Linked DNA regions of Homo sapiens: region 2 is linked to region 1. A link is a loop called in an ENCODE intact Hi-C map of the cell type or tissue named here. Cell type or tissue: psoas muscle. All regions are shown on one strand. Links, peaks and the distances in the headings refer to the core of each region. The heading gives the core; the rest is flanking DNA.

Region 1 (5,388 bases), core at 57-5,056:
TCCAACCATTTCATTACTATTCTGCACTTCTGCCAGAATATGCACAGTGATAGATGTGTTGACTGTCTATGGGTCTACAACTGCCCTTATTGTAGAGGAAAAAAGGAGTTGCTCACACACAGGGATGAGAGGGACTCACTTGCCTTCCACAGATGCCAGAGTTCTCATGCTTAGAACACCTTCTGGGAGGAGGACATTATTTCTAGAGCACCACTGAGAAAACGCAAAGATGCATTGGTGAATATGTTACCAAGGCAATGGTTCGATAAAATGCAAAAACAGACGGTGAGAGTAACCCTCAAAACCACCACCACCGTAATAATAATAGCGGCTAGCACTGTGGCAAATTCTTTACAGGGATTATTTTATTTAATCTTTACAGCATCTCAGGAGATGTATGATTATCCCATTTTTTTTTTACATGAGAAACAGAGGCCTTAGCAGTTAGTTAACTGTCTCAAAGTCACAGTAAACGGTGTAGATGGAATTAGATCTAATTGCAATGTATGTCTTCTTAATTTTGTACTGTTTTGTGCAACACTAGCACAGGTTGGTTTATTAATTCTCAGAGAAGAAAGACTCAAGGCTTATACTCTTGGGTAGTGTTACAAATTGTCTGCTTGTCATAGATCATTACTATATATATCATGCTCATAATCATATATTGTTTCATGGTTTGTCTTCTTCATCACATTAAAAGTTCTATGAGATTTGGAACTGGAAGTGTTATTTGCCCTTGTTACCCCAGTGCTTGTCACACCGTACGTATTTAATAAATTTTTGTCAAATGAATAAATGACCACATGAGATAGATTGAAGGAAGACTTTGAACTCTGACAGTGAACTATTGCTTATCTGCTAATTAAATCTAAATGCTTGAGTCTTGCAGTTCCTCCTCTCCTAAGTGGAAACGACTTCCAAACAGTTGAGGAAGGCAGTAATGTGAAGTTGGTTTGCAATGTGAAAGCCAACCCCCAGGCTCAAATGATGTGGTACAAAAACAGTAGTCTCCTCGATTTAGAGAAAAGCCGTCACCAAATCCAACAGACAAGTGAGTCTTTTCAGCTGTCAATCACCAAAGTCGAGAAGCCTGACAACGGAACCTACAGTTGTATTGCAAAGTCATCTCTGAAAACGGAGAGCTTGGACTTTCACCTGATTGTTAAAGGTAATGCTCTTTTTAAGTAATACCCAGCACAGTGCAAAACTCACACCAGATGCTCAGTGAATATTTCTGGTGACAATAAATGATAATAACGGTTATGATTAGGGCCAGGATTTTCTTTGGAGAATCATCCCCATCCAAGGATTTTTCCACTAAGAATCCTAGTCCATCCTTTCAGGGAAATCATGCCCATTCCATACAGGACACTGTTTTTTGAGCAAGAATCCTTTCTTAGAACCAAATATAGGAAACAATCCTGCTTGGCTTTTAGGGAAGAGTATTTCCATGAATTCTCCTGGGCAACAATGTGTGTAGCAACTGGACTTTTGAGTTCACAGCTTCATAACTAACAGAAGTAAAAAACACACAGAGAAGAGAAATTAGGACTAGATAAGAAAATGGATCCCTACAATCACTCCTAACTCAAATTCTAACCTGTAGGGTAATCAGCAGAGAGAGTAGGAAAAAATAAGGGGACAAAAAAGCCCTTTCTCTTGGATTCATGCTTCATCTACCCAGGGTTATCACCTCTACAATGACAGAACAAATGATGCTCTGTGGGGTTTTCCCTCCTCATATTTCTTGCTCATACAAAAAGAGAAAGGCAAAATACCTGGGGTAGCAGATGCCAAAAATGCTCATTCACACATGGTCTGCTCTCATGCTAGCACACCAGGAGCAGCCCAACAAGCTGAGACTCCCATATCTTGTTAGAACATTACTCACTTTGTCATTTGCCTCCCTGTACTCACTTATTGCCAGTCTTGTCAGTCACCAGGAAGCCAGCTGAACCCCTGCCAGAAGTGTTGTGGTGATGTAACCATAGGACATCTTATTTGCTTCCCCTTGAGGGGAAGAGTTATGGGATATGAAAAGAGTGGCTAGTGGGGAAGAAGACTTACTGGTGGTTGAATGCCCATCACTGTGATTCCTGGAATGATCAGTAATTCGTCCTGCGGAGCACTAACAATTGCTCAGGGGCTACTTGTTTTAAAAACCAAACCCACAAATATCCTGAATACCCATGAGATAGAAGCAGTGAAAAAGCTTTGTGGTTATTTACCTCCCCCAAGACCACAAAAGCATGGAAGGGTGGGCCTCATGCCCTGCCATCCTGACTATGAACACCACACTTGCAGGCCAGGGAATTATATCCCTCCTGGTTAAGAAGAAATCATAATTGCTCTGTGTCACATTAAAAAAAAGTACAGCTTATGTGGCAATCAGGATGCTAGCTTAGCAAATTGGCTTTCAGGTGGGCAGAAACTTGTTTTGGGTGGGGCTCTTCCAAACCAACTTGTTTTTCTTATTTCTTCTTGCTTAGCTACTTCCCACGGCTGGTGGCATAAATGCTCTGCTGCTGGGGCTTGGGCTAAATGCCAAGATTTTCATGAGCCCTCACCTGGCTTCACGGCTCAGTGAGGAAGTACCTAAATGAGGCCATGCAAAGCTACAAACGACATCACAGATCTTTTCTTGAGCACAAGATTTAGCCCATGTGTTGGGATTATTTAACCATGATGAATATAGGAGGGAAATATCAGGTCTGGTTACAAATGAGACCATAAAACAGGACAAGGGGAGAGGGGCAGTTATGTAATTACCCTTGCCAAAGTCTCTTTTTTCTTTCTTTTTCTTTTATTTTTTTGGAGACAGGGTCTCGCTCTGCCACCCAGGCTGGAGTGCAGTAGCGTAATCATAGTTCACTGCAGCCTCATCCCCCCAGGCTCAAGCGATCTTTCCACTTCAGCCTCCTGAATAGCTGGGACAGGTGCGTGCCATCAGAACCAGCTAATCAAAAAAATTGTTTTTGTAGAGAGGAGGTCTTGCCATGTGGATCAGGCTGGTCTTGAATTCCTGGGCTCAAGCAATCTGCCACCTCAGCTTCCCAAAGTGCTGGGGTTACAGGCATGAACCACCATGCCCCGACCAAAGTCACTTTCAACAGAAATTTGGAATCCAAAGCAAGCCAATGGGTAAGGTAGTTTACTTCGGTTTGTGTATAGAATAAGAGCTGTCAGCCAGGTGCAGCGGCTCACGCCTGTAATCCCAGCATTTTGGGAGGCCGAGGCGGGTGGATCAGGAGGTCAGCGGTTTGAGACCAGCCTGACCAATATGGTGAAACCCGTCTCTACTAAAAATACAAAAAAAATTAGCCGGGCATGATGGTAGCCACCTGTAATCCCAGCTACCTGGGAGGCTGAGGCAGGAGAATTGCTTGAAACCAGAAGGCAGAGGTTGCAGTGAGCCGAGATCGCACCACTGCGCTCCAGCCTGGGCAACAAGAGTGAAACTCTGTCTCAAAAAATAAATAAATAAAAATAAAAAAATAGAGTAAGAGCTGTCACATGTGGCTTCATTTTATCTGGCTTGGTAAAAATATTCCAACCTGTGACTGAATTCTGATTTCTTTTTCTTATTGTCCCACCTTTACTTCCCCTTTGTTTTGATATCTTGCAAATAGAGGGGCTCCCCAGTAAGGTTGACGGGCCTTTGGTGTGTCCCAGAGCTGGCTAGTACAGAACCAGGGCTTACTAGAAAAAGGCTCCCTGAGCAAAGTTTCTCCATAGGGGTGATATGACCCATACCTTCATGAGAATAATTTTTAGAAACAGCTAAGAGAGGGCAAAAATTTAATCCATTTATTTCCCAAAATTATCCAGAGCAGGAAATGATAAAAAGGTAGTTACAGGCTGGGTGGGATGGTTCATGCTTGTAATCCCAGGACTTTGGGAGACCGAGCGGGAGGGTTGCTTGAGCCCAGGAGTTCCAAAACAGCCTGGGCAACATATTGGAACCCTGTCTCTACATCAAATCAAAAAATTAACTGGGTGTGGTGGCACGCACTGGTAGTCTTGACTACTCAGGAGGCTGAAGTAGGAGGATCTCTTAAGCCCTAGAGGTCGACGCTGCAGTGAGCCATGATCATGCCACTGCACTCCAGTCTGAGTGACAGAGTGAGACCCTGTCTCCAAAAATAATTATAATAATAACTGGTTAGTGTGTTATACAGTTATGGGGACAGGGGAGATAAACCCTATTTCATAATCTTAAGGTATATAGGGATTGGGCTTTGAAATTAAATTTACCTAAAGTCACTTCTTCCCCTCTTCCCTGGTTTTTGCCCTTCACTTGCTAACTCATGACCCTGTTTCCTTTCTAATACTTAATCTGTAGTGTCTGTTTGTTTAATGTCTGTCTCCCTCACTAGAAGATGAGCTCCACGAAGGCAGAGGAGCCTTCTACACCTGTCCTATTTTTTGCAGTGCTGAACACAGTGCATAACACACATTAGTCACTCAGTAAATATTTGTTGACTGCACCTCAATCCATAAACTCAATTGTGCGATAAATAGCACATGCTCAATTTCCTTTAAATGCCTAAAATGTTACTTAAGCCATGACTGAAGCTCCTTCCCGTCGTTGGATGGCATCAGAATCCAGGGGCTTAGACAAGGTCACTTTAAAACCTTTGTTGAACTGAAGCACTTTTACTTTGTTACTTTTTTAAGAAACGGGGTCCTGCCAGGTGCAGTGGCTGATGCCTGTAATTGCAACACTTTGGGAGGCCCAGGTAGGAGAATTGCTTGTGGTCAGGAGTTCAAGACCAGCCTGGGCAACATACCCAGGCTCCATCTCTAAAAAAAAAAAAAAAGGGGTTGGCCAGGCATGGTGGCTCACACCTATAATCCCAGCACTTTAGGAGGCCAAGGCAGGCAGATCACTTAATGTCAGGAGTTCGAGGCCAGACTGGCCAACATGGCGAAACACTGTCTCTACCTAAAATACAAAAATTATCTGGGCATGGTGGTGTACACCTGTAGTACCAGCTACTTGGGAGGCTGAGACAGGAGAATCGCTTGAACCCAGGAGACAGAGGTTGCAGTGAGCCGAGATCAAGCCACTGCACTCCAGCCTGGGCGGCAGAGCGAGATTCTGTCTTAAAAAAGAAAAAAAGGGTCTCACTATGTTGCCTAGGGTAGAGAGCAGTGGCTATTGATAGGTGCAATCATAGGGTGCTATAGCCCTGAACTCCTGGGCTTAAGCAATCCTCCTGCCCCAGCCTCCCAAGTGTCTGGGACTACGGATATGCCACGCTGCCTGGCTTTCACTTTTACTTTTGAGAGTTTCATTCCATATCATATCAAAGATATTAAAGCAAAGCACATTGTATGTGCTTTCTGCTATAAAATTTTTGAAAGAATTTTTATAACTTGTATAGA
Region 2 (5,388 bases), core at 172-5,171, 140 kb before region 1:
TTCATCTTCATACTCATCATGATGCTGCCTGAGCCGATGAAAGCCATCCTTGTGTCTATTAGACTTGATTGAGCAGATGCACCAAATAATGCAAGCTGTTAGGATCAATGCCGACATAGTAGCACCTGACAAACAAAAACCATCATGTGGGTGATATTATACTTTAAGGATATTAATAAGCAGCCGCTTACAATGGAACTTTTAATAATATACCCCTCATTTATTTTATTTCTATTTCATGCACTTAAGAACAACCTTTATTATTATAGAAGCAGTATATGTACAATATACAAAGTTTAAAAATACAGATAAGCAAACTAACAAAAGCCAAAACCAAAAAACCTCCTATATTTACATTTCCATTACCCAGAGATCATTTTTAGTTATAAGATCTTTTGTGTGTGTGTGTAATCCTCCCACCTCAGCCTCCCAAGTAGTACCACAGGTGCATGCCACCACACCTGGCTAATTTTTTTTTATTTTTGCTAGAGATAGGGTTTTGCCATGTTGCCCAGGCTAGTCTAGAACTCCTGACTTCAAGTGATCCACCTGCCTCGGCCTCCCAAAGTGCTGGTATTACAGGCGTGAGCCACCATGCCTGGCTCCAGATCTTTCTTTATGCATATGCACGTACATGTATTTTTTTTCTTTTACCATAATGAAATTATACTGTGTCTACTGTTCTGCAACCTGCTTTTTATGACTTCTATTATACTTTTCCTTTCCAGTAAACTTTCATTTCATCCAAATCTCCTTGTTTATTTTAAATTTGTACAAGGTTATCAAAATAAAAGTGTTAGAAACTAAAAGTAATAAAAACTAAGTTCACAATAGCTAATGGGTGACAGAGCCAGATTTAAACCATGGCTGAATTCTACCTCCTGTGTTTTTAACCACTAAGTTATTTACACTTTATCTGAGACAAGCTAAGAACCCTTTAAACACACCACACAGGATCTATGATTGGGCCATGTTTCCAATATACTACTTTCTCTCAACTAAGGGTCTCTCCCACAGGAACCCTGTGATAAAACTTGGTTATTCTGCCTCATCCAAGCTGCACTTAGAAATAAACTAAGGCTGTTTGTATCAAATAGATAAAGTATAGCAGAGTATTCATTTTACCACATTTTTTTCCTTCCTAACCTTTCAGTAATCCAAGCAATGACATGAATTAGTTCCAGCGTAAACAAACATTTCCTCTTTCCTGGATCTTGAAAAAGCGGAACTAATATAAGTCAAAGTCCTAGGAACTTATGACTTTAATATAAAGCAAATCATTCATTCATTCAACAACTCTTCATTAAGACCCACTGCGTGCTAACCATCGTTCTAGGCTTGGAGGATACAGGTAGATTCCTCCCTCTCTCAGAACTTATGTTTTAGTGGGAGAGATTGAATATAGACAAATACATGAACAAATATATAATGTTATGAAAGTGCTATAATGAAAAAAAGCAGGATAGAGATAGTGACAGGGGTAGCTAGGGTGATCAGGGAAAGCCTCTCCGTGGAGGTGACGTTTGAGTATAGACCTGAAGAAAGAGAAGTGTTGGGAACAGGCCCCCCAAAATATGGCCATAAACTGGCCCCAAAACTGGCCATAAACAAAATCTCTGCAGCACTGTGACATGTTCATGATGGCCATGACATCCACACTAGAAGGTTGTGGGTTTACCGGAATGAAGGCAAGGAACACCTGGCCCGCCCAGGGCGGAAAACTGCTTAAAGGCGTTCTTAAACCACAAACAATAGCATGAGTGATCTGTGCCTTAAGGACATGCTCCTGCTGCAGATAACTAGCCCAACCCATCCCTTTATTTTGGCCCATCCCTTCGTTTCCCATAAAGGATACTTTCAGCTAATATAATATCTATAGAAACAATGCTAATGACTGGCTTGCTGTTAATAAACACCTGGGTAAATCTCTGTTGGAGGTTCTCAGCGCTGAAGGCTATGAGACCCCTGATTTCCCACTTGACACCTCTATATTTCTGTGTGTGTCTTTAATTTCTCTAGCACCGCTGGGTTAGGGTCTCCTTGATGGAGCTGGTCTCGGCAGAGAAAGGCAAGCCAGGAGAACATATGCGAGAACAGAGGTCCAGGAAAATCACATTTAGATAAGGAGACATTAGAAGACAAGTGATTAGTTTCAGGATCAATATGAGAGAGGTGACCCACTCTCATATTGAAATGTCAAGATTGTTTTTAACTTTTACTACTAAAAATCAAAATGTCTTTACCTGATACAGTTACCACAAGCTCCCTTGGCAAACCAAATATCCGGTTATCTGTGTCAAAGACTATCACCACAGAACTAGCTGCATCATGATGCACAAAGACCTAGAAGGAGAAAGTGTAAGAATCATGACAAATTCTGCTTAAGGTGTACTGTATCCCTGCTATATTATTAGGCCCCATATAGCAAACTAAGGAGATGATGCATTGCCATCTAAAGTATACAAAATGCTAGAAAATTTTCCCTTTTGTTAGCAAGGGGTACAAGGATAACAAGATATCATAATCAAGAGGCAGTCACACTTTTAATTTCTTTATTCCCTTCAAGATTTCTAACAAGAGTTTCAAAATAAAACAGAAGTATTATTAAGAATAAAAATTTACATGATGCTACTCAATTTGAGTTTCTTACCTGTGAATGTTGTTGCTGGTACCCATCAGCGATGGCAATAATGTTATGGACACCTGGCGCTAAGAGTACATGGAAATAACCTCCCTCTTTTGTTTGTACCTTTATTCCTTCATTAAGTACAATGACTGCTTTAGAGATTGGCTTTCCAGTCTTATCTTTAACAAATCCATGAACTCCCTTGTGAACCTGAAAAAATGTTTAAAATATAAATTTATGTTGTCATAATGCCAGACATGGTAGAGGCACTAGCTTGAGGCATGACCAAAACCAACCAAACAAACAAACAAAACAAAAACCACACACAAACAAGTATCAAACTCTGTATGGCCTGCTTCTTCTCTTCCCTCCCCACTGACTCTGACCTTGTTTGCTATTCATTCAATATTCAGGCTCACAGAGCTGGAAATAAAAGAGAACTCTGATATTGTCATAGCCTGAAGCATTAGAACCCAATCTTCCAATGCCTTGAGTGATTTCCTTCCCACCATGGTATACTGACTCCAGTAACTCTGTGATATTCAAATTAAAGAACTTGCAGCATCTTGCAAGGTCAAATTACCTAAATTATAGCAGATTCCAGAGATGTGAATAAATGGCATCTATTTAGGAAACATAAAATGACCAAAACTCTTCTTTCTATATAAATTTAAAATAAATAATATACATTTTTGGTAAAAGACAATGTTTTGATAAAGGTTTTCACTGAACATATTCCTGGGAGTTTGCCTCTAGTTAAAAGGAAAAGACTCACCTCCACTAACATACTAAGAAGAGATCTCTTATTGTCTGCCCACAAGGAAGGGAGTCGTGCAGCACTAGGAAAGTAACAGCAGCTTGTGTATACTGTGATTTCCGGACAATGGCCATAGGTGACACTATAATCCTAGAATATAAAGTTCAAAATCAAATGTGGGAAAATTAATAAGTAAAAGAAAGAATAAGGCTTTGTAATACAACAAATGGAGTAAATGAAAAGAAAACGTAGCTGACGTAAACAAAGAAGCTGTAAAGCATTTTATGACAAATATAAATAAACCTCTCTGTATTATAATCAATCACAAACTCTATGAGAGCCCTTGAGGACAGGGGCTATGTCGAATTCATTTTCCTATCTTCAGTGCTTCCCACAGTGCCTGGTAGTGCCAGGTAGATGGGGTTTATTCGGGTTTGCTGAAGAAATGAATGAATGAGTACATGCAGAAGAGGGTCAGCTTCCCTCAAAACCCAGAAATGTCACAGTTGTACTTGAAGCTATGGAGATAATGATCATCAGCTCTCTCATACCCTCAACCTGGACCCCTGCTGGTGACAATATCCACTCCCTGCAATACGGCATTGATATTATCAAGGTACAGGAACTGCCTGTGCAGACAGGTTCAAAAACCCAACTTACCACCTTTTCCCAAAATCTCTTCTTTTTCCTAACTCAGTTAATGGTATTAACTCATTTTCTTACATAGCAATGAAACCTCTTGTCTTTGACTTCTCTATCTCACTATCATCCATAATTTGCTGAATCTTGTCAATTCTACCTCTATAGAATATCTAAAATGTCATCCTTTGACTCTACTCTCGTTGCCACTAGCATAACCTAGGCCCTCATTACTTTTTGTCTAGATAATTCCAAACCGGTCTCCCTGTACCAGTCTCTCCTTCCTCCAAACTATCTTAACTGATTATTTAGAGATTAGTTTTCCCATAGCATAGCTCAGATCATGTCAATATTGTTACCCCTGCTCAAAACCTCAGTTTCCCATTCTTATTAAAACAAAGCATTCAAAGCAACAAGCACTCTTTCCATTCTTAAACTTCTGTGGCTCTGCATTACACCCCATATTCTAACTAAATTAGACTTCTGCTATGTACTGCTTCCTCTTTCTGGAATGTTCTGCTTCACTATCTCTGCAGCCCAAATGCCATCTCCTCTAAAGAGAAAAGGCTGTATCTCTGACTAGATATAATTTTTTGTGTCTTTAATTTCTCACGGCCTGCTGAGAGTTGCTCTCTTCCAGATCAAATCAATTAATTATGTAACACAGTTAATTCGTACAATAGGCCAGGCAGTATATTTTATTTATCACTAATATAGCAAAATGCCTCCCAGTAGTAAGTTCTTAGTAAATAAAGGAGGGAAGACAGGCAGAAATGGGAATAAAGTCAATTTTCTGGTTGCACATGTGAATAAAATGATCAGCCAACCACCCATCTGCTAACAACTCCTGCCTAATTTGAAGTGGATGGACAATGAATTAAAATGCTGTCAGAAATTAAAGAAGACCTAAATAATGGATAGGAGGACAATATTGTAGAGATGTCAATACTACACAAAGTGATATACGGTTTTAACACAACATCTAACAAAATTCCAACACCCCTTTTCTCAGAAAAAGAAAAGCCAATGCTCAAATTCAAATGGAATGACAAGGGGCCCTGAATAGCCAAAACAATCTTTAAGAACAATAAAGCTGAAAGACTCACACGTTCCAATTTTACAACTTACTACAACAAACCTACATTAATCAAAACAGTGATACTGATGAAGCTGGAAACCATCATTCTCAGCAAACTATCGCAAGGACAAAAAACCAAACACCGCATGTTCTCACTCATAGGTGGGGACTGAACAATGAGAACACATGGACACAGGAAGGGGAACATCACACACCAGGGCCTGTTGTGGGGTCGGGGGAGGGATAGCATTAGGAGATATACCTAATGTTAAATGATGAGTTGATGAG

Evidence for each region. Hi-C counts contacts between places; a loop is a spot of excess contacts. Peaks named below come from ENCODE experiments on the same cell type or tissue, not always from the same donor. Only the 100,000 strongest peaks of a DNase experiment are listed, where the experiment ranks them.
Region 2: a loop joins it to region 1, with 4 times the contacts of the local background. A loop is called at or near these places in 2 of 110 quality-filtered maps.

The regions. Positions count from the first base shown.
Region 1 is chr17:30,320,596-30,325,983 of GRCh38, reverse strand. It overlaps TMIGD1 (transmembrane and immunoglobulin domain containing 1), which reads left to right. Exons shown (of 7, transcript NM_206832.3): 4 at 890-1,168. Among named protein-coding and RNA genes, the nearest start is that of TMIGD1, 11 kb to the left of the region's middle. In psoas muscle, for the core only: no CTCF peak of the experiment used is centred there; a DNase peak (open chromatin) is centred at 1,963; H3K27me3 peaks cover 1,066 bases.
Region 2 is chr17:30,459,325-30,464,712 of GRCh38, reverse strand. It overlaps CPD (carboxypeptidase D), which reads right to left. Exons shown (of 21, transcript NM_001304.5): 18 at 3,402-3,533; 19 at 2,651-2,836; 20 at 2,244-2,343; 21 at 1-125. Among named protein-coding and RNA genes, the nearest start is that of GOSR1, 15 kb to the left of the region's middle. In psoas muscle, for the core only: no CTCF peak of the experiment used is centred there; no DNase peak of the experiment used is centred there.